Regions from separate parts of the Mus musculus genome. Here region 1 is linked to region 2. A link is a contact called in ENCODE Hi-C or POLR2A ChIA-PET data. All regions are on one chromosome and are shown on one strand. The core of a region is the stretch at or near the end of the contact, and the rest is flanking DNA. Distances in the headings are between cores, read along the strand shown. Region 1 holds the start of Arrdc2 (arrestin domain containing 2). Region 2 holds the start of Iqcn (IQ motif containing N).

Region 1 (4,727 bases), core at 2,144-4,643, 140 kb after region 2:
ACGCACATACCAGCTGGCTCTCCCTCACCACCTCGGAGTACTCAGGTGGGGCTGCAAAGGAAAGACAGTGAGTGAGGCTCTGGGAGACCCGTGGTTGTAACATGGTGACAACTGAGCCCTTTTCCTCTGGGGACAGCTCCTCTTGCTCAGGCTAACATCTAATTTGTAGCAATCCTCCTGCCTCAAACTGTCATCCTGGACTTTTAGTTTTGAATACTGATTCTTTGTGCTTTTTTGAGCCAGGATCTTGGTGTAGAGCAGGCTGCCCTCCGGATGCTTGCTGGCATTATAGGCCTGTCTTTCCACACCCTGATTTGGCTTGGCTTTGAAGTCCAGGTCTCTTGAAGCCCGGGCTGGCTTCTAAATTATTAAGTACTGGAAGCTGGCCTTGAGCTGACTCCTTAGCCCTTGGTGCAGGTTTGATTGGTGCCTGGGATTAGTCCCTGCTTGTATAGAGACCCCTTGGACAAAGGACCAGGCCTGGGCCGTGGCTCTGCCCGCCCACATCCCTTGCCAGTTGGCTAAGCTCACCCTCTGGCCGATCCATCATGGTGCACAGGCCCCAGTCTTGCAGGAAGCTGGCGCGGCTGCCCACACTAGCGGAGCGGCTGCCCAGAGGATGCAGGGGGACCGTGCCTATGACCAGAGGCAGCTCCAGCAGCAGCTTGGACGAGCCTGGAATGTCCACGAAGACCTGAAGGGAGCAGCAGCGAAGTGGGCTACCAGCCCACCTGTGCCCTCCCCCTTGGTTTGGACGACAGGATGTAAGGGAGCCCTGGGTACCTTGAGTGAGTAGTCCACACTAAGCACGCGGCACTGCAAGATGGACGGGCCCACCGGGGGGATACGCAGCGCACGACCGGGCCACAGCGCACGGCGATTCGGGCCCACAGGCTCCCCGTCCACACTGGCCACCACAGCACGCTTCTGCTTGCGGGCACCTCGGGCCATGAAGGTCTGTGTCTGTACTAGGGCAGCACGGGGCTGCACAGCTCGCGTGGAACCATTGTCAATCTCCGCAAAGATAGGGATGACCTCGCCTACAGCAGACAGCAGCTTGCCTCAGTTTCCCCACTACCGATTACCCATTCCAGCTGCACACAGCTCCCCATGTTACCTGGAGTGTAGCCTTTGCGGTCAATCTTGGCCGAGAGGGACACGAGGCCACGTGTGCAGTACCAGGATCGTGCCACCTTCTCCCGGGCTCCAGCCTGGGGTTCCTAGGGAGACACCAAGTGCATTTTGAGCACTGGGCACACCAAGGGTCATTTTGAGCACTGGGCACTTGGAGACCTGAGTCTTATAGAAAGACTGAGACAAGCGGGCTGTTTTAAGTTTTGACCAGATACCCCCAAATAACATAACCCTGTCTCTTTTTATGTTTGTTTGTTTGCTTGTTTGTTTTCGAGACAGGGTTTCTCTGTGTAGCCCTGGCTGTCTTAGAACTCACTTTGTAGACCAGGCTGGCCTTGAACTCAGAAATCCACCTGCCTCTGCCTTAAAGGCGTGCATCACCACTGCCTGGCCAACCCTATCTTAGGAAGCCAAAAGTTGAATAAAAATTAAAAATAAGCCAGGCGTGGTGGCGCACGCCTTTAATCCCAGCACTTGGGAGGCAGAGGCAGGCAGATTTCTAAGTTCAAGGCCATCCTGGTCTACAGAGTGAGTTCCAGGACAGCCGGGGCTACACAGAGAAACCCTGTCTTGAAAAAAACAAAATAAGTAAATAAATAATAAAAACAAGACTAGATGTGGTGGCACCTATCTTTAGTCCCAGCAGGTATATTTCTATGGGCTTAGTTAGGGCCAGCCTGGTCTACTCAGTGAATCTCAGACCAGCCAGGATTACACAGAGAGAGACCTTTCTAAAATTAAAAAAAAAAAAAAAAGTCGGGCAGTGGTGGCACATGCCTTTAATTCCAGCACTTGGTAGGCAGAGGCAGGCAGATTTCTGAGTTCGAGGCCAGCCTTATCTACAAAGTGAGTTCCAGGACATCCAGGGCTATACAGAGAAACCCTGTTTCAAAAAAACCAAAACAAAACAAAACAAAAAACAAAAACAAACAAGAAAAGAAAAAGAAATAAAGCAAAACCCAAAACCAGTAAAGACAAAAGCAAACACAAAAACAAAAATAGCCCTATCATATCCTGCTTTCCAAATGGGGTATCTGAGGCTGGGAAAGAGCAAGATACCTTCCCAGAGGCACACAGCAGGTGAGCACCCTCAGAATTTGCACTTACCTATAGTGGGTTTTAAACTCACCACTAACTCCTGGCTCCCTGTTACAGAGGTCATTTGAGACCCTCAAATCTAAAAGGTGTCAAGCAGCCAGGCTGGACCCCAACCCCCATGGGGCAGCCACTTGCCAGCAGGGCAGGTGTGTTTATGTCCACAGGTTCAATGACAGTGAACACCTTCCGGGCGCAGCGTGCAGGGACCCATGGCCGGTGCAGAGTGGCTTTGATGGAATAGCGGACGCTGCCGTGTTTGCCCTCGAAGGATGTCACCAGGGAGCTGGGGTGGCAAGAGTGGGTAATCAGAGGATCACTATCAGGAGATAGTGGGGTGAAGGGCATACAAGAGGGATGTCCCGAGAAGTCAGGGCTGAGGGAACCCTAGATGCCCAGCCAGAAGGCGACAGTGGGGCTTACATAGGCAGCTGGAAGCTGAAGGGAAACTCGTGGCGTCCAGCGGGAAGCGTGGCGATATCCCCCGAGTCTAGGAACAAGACCCGGGGCTCAGCGGACGTAGGCCTGGGAATCGCATGCTCGGTGCGCCCCAAAAGGTCCCCAGCCCGTACCTGGCGCGAGCAGCGTGGCGCGGTGGTTCACGACTTCCACGCGCTCGCTGTAACTCTGAGTATAAGCAGTGCTGGAGCCCGCGCTGCGCGACTCCGTCCAGTGCGCGCGCGCGCGGCCCCGAGCGCGCAGCCTGAGCGCGCCCACGCGTGCCGCGCCCGCAAGCTCCAACAGTACCCGGCCTGCCACGGCCTGGCCTCCGTGGAACACGGGCTCGGTGCCCGTGCGCGCCCCGTCTATCTCTACTACGAACGCCTTCACCTTATCGAACAGCATTGCGGTGACGGTCGCGAACCCAAAAAAGAGATCGGCCAGGTGCTCGAACCCGCGAAAAGAAAGAGCTAGAGACTGCGAACGCAGCGGGCTCGAACTACGTACACACACAAGCGGGACAACAGGACGGAAGACCGCTGGGGACCCGCAGCTGCGTCGCACTTATAGGACGGTTGGAGGGCGGGGCCTGAGGAGAAGACCGCACCTACCGGAAGAGACTCCGCAAACACAGCAGTAGGGAACGGGACCCCAGAAAAGACTAGGCCAATAGCGCGGCGAAGGAATGGCCTGAGGAGAAAGCCACACCTTCAGGAGAAGACTCCACCAATAGCGCGCTGAGGAGGCGGGGCCTGAAAAAGCCTGGTTCTGCTGAGAGAATTAGGCCAAAGGCTCCACGAGGGCGGTGGCCTGATAGAAAGCTCCCCCCCCTACAAGGGACCAGGCCAATAGCGTGTGAAGGGCGTGGTCTGAGGGGGCAAAATCAGCTCCTGCGAGAAAGTCAGTAGCATCGAGGGGCGGGGCGGGGCGGGGCGTTAGAGAAAGCCTCGCCTACCGGAAAGAACTTCACCAATAGCGCGGTGGGGCGTGGCCTCACGAGGCTCCAGACAAAATAACCCTTGCTTGGTTCTGAACCGGAGCCTAAGTGGGAGGTGCTGCAGCGCGGCTCTGCCGCCTTAGGTCTCGCAAATACACAAACAAGGAAGCCCAGGAATAGGGAAACTGGTCTTAGTCACCCAGCGTGACAACTGTCACTATTTTTTTTTTCTGTTGCTTTTTGAGACGGGTTCTCATGTAGCCCAAACTTACCTGGGACTTGAGACAGTCCCCCTGCTTCTGTTTACAAGATTGGCCAGTAGTTTTGTGTTCCCTTGGCTAGTCTGGAACTCACTGTGTAGACCAGGCTGGCCTTGAACTCATAGAGGCGAGGTTGCCACTGCTTCCCGAGTGCTGGAATTAAAGCTCAAATCGGATTTCTGAACCCGAAAGCTTTATTTTCTTCTGAGGCCAAGTCTCACATAGCCTCCAATGCATCTCGTACTCTAACCAAGCCCGATGTTGAATTTGCCATCCTCCACCAGTCTTCCAGAGCTGACTTGATAGGCGTTTGCCTTAGTACCTGACTGTTTCTTAAACTTAAAAAAAAAAAGATTTATTTATTTGTATATGTATATGAGTACACTGTAGCTGTCTTCAGACACACCAGAAGAGAGCCATTACAGATGGCTGTGAGCCACTGTGTGGTTCCTGGGAATTGAACTCAGGATCTCTGGAAGAGCAGTCTGTGCTCTTAGCCACTGAGCCATCTCTCCTGCCCGGCCTGGCTTTTTCTTATGTTTTCAGACAGGATCTCACACTGTAACCCAGGCTGCCCGGGAACTCAAGGCAATGGAACTCCGGTGTCAGCCTCTTAGATGCTGGGTTCGCAGGTGTGTCCACTAGGCCAGAACCTCCCAGCTTAATCATCAACTCGCTGCCGCCTGCAGACCTATCTGGGGCACCTTTTTTCAGGCCCATTGTTTCCGGCGATGCGAATTGGTGGGGACAGGGAAGTGTTGGTCCTTTCCCCCCCCCCCCGCATTGGGCACCCCCATTCAACCTAAAGGACCCTGGCAAGGGACAAGGAGGATGTGCCTCAATTTCCACTTCCATAAGGC
Region 2 (4,902 bases), core at 1,412-3,911:
CTGGAGAGGCTGATCATCCAGTCCAACGGGCTGGTGACCACTACCCCGACCAGTACGCAGTTCCTCTACCCGAAGGTGGCAGCTAGCGAGGAGCAGGAGTTCGCCGAAGGCTTCGTCAAGGCGCTGGAGGACCTGCACAAGCAAAGCCAGCTGGGTGCGGCCACCGCGGCCACCTCAGGGGCTCCCGCGCCTCCCGCGCCCGCCGACCTGGCCGCCACCCCCGGGGCCACGGAGACCCCGGTCTACGCCAACCTGAGCAGTTTCGCGGGTGGCGCCGGGCCCCCTGGGGGCGCGGCCACCGTGGCTTTCGCCGCGGAGCCAGTGCCCTTCCCGCCGCCCCCGGGCGCGCTGGGGCCGCCGCCACCTCCGCATCCACCGCGCCTGGCCGCGCTCAAGGACGAGCCGCAGACCGTGCCGGACGTGCCGAGCTTCGGCGACAGCCCTCCGCTGTCGCCCATCGACATGGACACGCAAGAACGCATCAAGGCGGAGCGCAAGAGGCTGCGCAACCGCATCGCCGCCTCCAAATGCCGCAAGCGCAAGCTGGAGCGTATCTCGCGCCTGGAGGAGAAAGTCAAGACCCTCAAAAGCCAGAACACCGAGCTGGCGTCCACCGCCAGCCTGCTGCGCGAGCAGGTGGCGCAGCTCAAACAGAAAGTCCTCAGCCACGTCAACAGCGGCTGCCAGCTGCTGCCCCAGCACCAGGTCCCGGCGTACTGAGCCCGAGCGCGGGGCGCATGCGCGGACTAGCTGCGGTGGGGGGGCGCCCCGGACTCTTTCGAGACTCGGTGCCCCCGGACTCGACAAGCCGGACCCCCCTTAACTCTGGATGGGGAACCCGAGCGCACGACCCCCGCCCTCGCGCCGCCTCTCTACCCCCAGTCCTGCGCGTGGCTGCCCCTTTGTACCTCCGAGTAGGGGCTCTAAGGGGCGCGCAGCCTCACGCTCTGCCTTTCCTTTTTTTTTTGCCTTTTGGAAGAGAGAACGGGAGTGTCCGATTCCGCCCTATTTATGTTTCTACTCGGGAACAAACGTTGGTTGCGTGTTGAGTGTGTGTTTCCTTGTGTTGGTTTTTTAAAGAAACGGGAAGAAGAAAAAAAAAACCCTCTCCCCTCCCCCCCCCCCCGCTCTCTCTCCTCCCGACACCATCCCCTCTCTTTTTGTTTGGTTTTGTTTTGCTACGAGTCCACATTCCTGTTCCGTAATCCTTGGTTCGCCGGTTTTGTGTTTTCAGTAAAGTCTTCGTTACGCCAGCTTGGCTGTCCGCCTCCTTCTTCCCCCGCCTGGGCTGAGGGTGGGCGGGGCTAGCCCTCTCCCATCCCCCTCCCTCCTCCTCTAACCTCTTTCCTCCCCTTCTTCCCCCCCCCCCTGGGGGGGGGGAACGCGGCGTGGGCGCGGGCCGTGCCTGCACATCTGCTGCGCAGCGAGCGCCACCTAGGTGCACGCTGTCGGCCCAGGTCCAGGTGGCACCAGGACGCAATCCTGGACTAGCCTATCAATTTAGCTGGTATATCCTTTAGGAAGAAGAGTGACTACATGGGAAGGGGCAGAAGGAAGTGCTTACAAGCTTGGGGCCTCCGGGATTCATCCATACAGAAAAGAGCTGGGCTTGCAGCCTGTGCTCACTAGATTTTATTCGCCTTTGTTGGTTTCAAAGGGTACCTCAGACCCAGAGCCTTCTCTGCAAGTCTATGTGGGAGCCTAGAATCATGTAGGTGCATTTAAATATCTCCCTGACACGCCCCCTTCTCGCAGCACCTGCTCTATTTTGAGGAAACAATATTCAGCGAAGTAAAGCAATTGTCTTGAGTCACATAGCATCTTTATTTTTGAGACAAGGATACTTCATGTAGTCTTGACTGTTCTGGAACTTTCTATGCAGACCAGCCAGAGCTCCCCCTGCCTCTGCTTCCTGAGTGCTGGGGTTAAAGGTATGTGCCATCACACCTGCCTGTTTCATCTCCGTTTTCAGTGCCCTGGGCTTAGAGCAGATTAATCAAGGTCGTCCAGCTCAGCCCAGTGGGAACATCTGACCCTAGGTCTCGTCTCCCCTCCCCTCCCCCATGTTATATATACAGTTTCCTGTCAGCCCTGGCCACTGCTGTTGAGACCCTGGGTCTTGAGGCTCTCAGGGTGTCACTGTGGGTGATAGGTCACATGGTAAGTCCCAGTGGGTGGCAGGTGTCCCTAGACAGCTGCTGAGTGCCTGCCTGCCCGCCCTGAATGGAACTCTTGTGGGTCCAGCTTGGTTCTGGCATCATCCTAACATTTGGGAGGCCGAGGCGGGAGACTCCTCAATCCTAGACCAGCCCAGGCTACACACCCTGTCTAGTAAGACTAAAGCTAGTAATGAAAAGGCTTGAACATAGGTTCCCTGGATGCTGGGATGACAATCTAGTTCATACAGTGTGAGGATGGAGCCCAGGGCTGAGTTTCCTGGGCAGGCACTCTCCTGAGCTTCGGGCACATAAGAGTTCCAGCTTGGGTACCATGGTGGAGTTTTGCAGCAGCTATGAAAGCTATACTCTTCCTTTGTGGGCCTCTATCTTATGTGCTCTGAAAAGGGGGTGTCCTGATCTTGGTTCCCCTCTTCCCTGTCCCTCTCAGGGCCAAGATGATTATTATTATTGTTGTTTTGTGGGTTTTTTTTTTTTTTTGAGACAGGGTTTTTCTCCTGTAGCCTTGGCTATCCTGGAACTCACTTTATAGACCAAGCTGACCTCAAACTCAGAAATCCTCCTGCCTCTGCCTCCCAAGTGCTGGGATCAAAGGTGTGTGCCACCACTGCCCAGCTGGGCCAAGATTATTGTACCCCTATTACACAGCAGTGGCCCAGAAACCTGTTCTACAGGCTGTGAACAGCATAGTAGAAATTTGAACTCTGACCTCTCCTTTGGCCCTTGAAATGTTGGGATACCATGTACACCAGTGTCTGCAGTGTTCTGCTTTTGTAGTGTTAGATGGAATCTGGATCTTTATAAAGATTTGTGTTGTTTGAGATGATGTCTTACTGTATAGCCCAGACTGGCCTCGAACTCAGTTTTTCCCACCTCTGGGACTAAAGGCATGTGCCACCACAGCGGCCCAATGAGGTTTTGTTGATGTTGGGAGTGTTTCCAGTCAGCTGATCAGAGCCAGGCTGGGCCCTGCAAGCCTGTGACTTAAGCACTTGCAATGTAGAGGCAGAAGGGCCATGAGTTTCAGTCCAGCCTGGGGTATATAAGGAGCCTATCTCAAAACACCAAGGACTCTTGACAGAGCACATCATGTGCCCAGGGGGCCTGGGCTCAGAGTTCTGTTCCCCAGCATTGAAAGGCTGGCTCTGCAATTCAAGTACATTTCTTTCCCTGAGTCTCATCTAGCACATGGGCTAAGACCACCATATCTAGGTGCCCAAAGAAACAAAAGGCTCACTAGAAGTGCTCACAACAGCTAAAGGACAGAGGAGAGAGGCAGGGAAAAGCCACAGGGTTGTATGTCTGCTCTTTGCATAGAGGCCTTGTTCTAGTAGCCCCTTGGCCAGGCGAAGTGGTTCTGGCTTGAGCCTGCTGTGCATAGGCCAAGGTGTGTGTCAGCCTTGGCTGGAGCATCTATGACTCACACTGGGTATGAGCCCAGCCTGGGGAGGTGGCCCAGAACATTGGCTTCACTCCATCTGCCCCCTCCTAGGGCTGTGGCTCACACTGCATGACCTTTTATTTTTTTCTACACAGGGTCTCCATATGCAGCCCAGGCTGGCCTGGAACTCACCAAAATCCATAAACTCTCGGTGCTTGACTGTTGCAGGCCATATGAAGCTTTGCACGTGTCTTTTCATGCCCTCCAGGAGATGTCTCCAGGACATCTTGGAGGCTCAGCAGCTATGTCAGGTGGTGACAGAACTCCCTCCAAACACAAGGCAAGAGGGGGGAAGGCTAGCTCTATGCTCAGAGCCCTAATTTTCCTTCCCTGTTGGACCATCAGGACAGCTCAGATCCTCTTGTCCTGTCAGGGGCCCCAGTTCCAAGCTCTAGAACCCTTTCCCCTAAATGCTGCTGGGGATTGGTCGGAACTCACCTGGAGTCATAAAGACATTTGGGTGCCCCGGTTCCCAAGGCTGGCTGTCAGGGCTGGTGGCTTCAGCTCTGGGGATAGGTGAGTGGGCTGGTGGGGGTACCACACTCTGTCACCCAGCTCTTGCCAAGAATGTCTGCATTCTCTGGACTGCGGTAGGTAGCTAGGCCCTTAGAGATTGTATTTGGGTCCCTCAAGCCATGATGGTACTGTCCCTTGGGCACCAACCCTGTGAGCCTGTTTTCCTTCTCCAGCACCAAGGTAGGGTGGGCTTGCTCTGTGTGACTAAGATGGAGCAGAGGGGTCTCAGAGATGTGCTCACAGGCATCCCTAGACCACTGCCCTGGTGCCCCTCCATTTCCTCTCCGATCCCCACACCATAACCCTGTTTCTCCCCCTCTGAACTCTTATCAGGCCCTGTATCACCTGGTGGCTTTCCTTTTCTTTTTTAAATAGGGCCTTATGTAGCCCAGGGAAGCCTTGAACTTACTGTGTAGGTGGGGTTACCATGAATTGTGCTCCCCATGGTCCAAGCCCCACTTTCCCTGTGACATGGGCATCATGGTCTGATGACAATCGCTGATTGTGAGCCTGCTGACAGCTCCTCCTAGCATGCTGGGGTTTTGTCTCACAGGTGTCTCTGTACACATGAGTGTTCTGGGATTTGGATGAAAATTTGGGTTGCAGAGGTCACAGAATGGGGGCTCAGTTGCTGACCTCATGCTGGCTCATTGTTGAAGCCAGGGGTGTCTTGAGGGCCTGGGGGACACGGTGACCGCTCCAGGACCGAGGACATCCCTGGGACCTGTCCTGAAGGAGAGGGCTGTGGTCACCCTTGTTGACTGGAGT

The links. A loop is a pair of places that touch in the nucleus more often than their neighbours do. ChIA-PET counts read pairs that join two places held with the same protein, here RNA polymerase II (POLR2A).
Region 1: POLR2A ChIA-PET joins it to region 2 with 42 read pairs in Patski. The contact joins the promoter of Arrdc2 here to the promoter of Iqcn in region 2. A Hi-C loop is called at or near these places in 11 of 37 maps with a recorded cell type or tissue (CH12.LX, CH12F3, T-helper 17 cell and 6 more). POLR2A ChIA-PET finds 5 or more read pairs at or near these places in 4 of 5 experiments (Patski and embryonic stem cell).

Annotation. Positions count from the first base shown.
Region 1 is chr8:70,836,327-70,841,053 of GRCm38, forward strand. It overlaps Arrdc2 (arrestin domain containing 2), which reads right to left and starts at 3,394. Exons shown (of 8, transcript NM_027560.1): 1 at 2,802-3,394; 2 at 2,653-2,719; 3 at 2,368-2,515; 4 at 1,118-1,220; 5 at 784-1,040; 6 at 532-694; 7 at 1-51. The coding sequence starts at 3,075.
Region 2 is chr8:70,699,364-70,704,265 of GRCm38, forward strand. It overlaps Iqcn (IQ motif containing N), which reads left to right and starts at 2,662. Exons shown (of 4, transcript NM_001370847.1): 1 at 2,662-4,208. It overlaps Jund (jun D proto-oncogene), which reads left to right. Exons shown (of 1, transcript NM_010592.5): 1 at 1-1,253. The coding sequence ends at 720.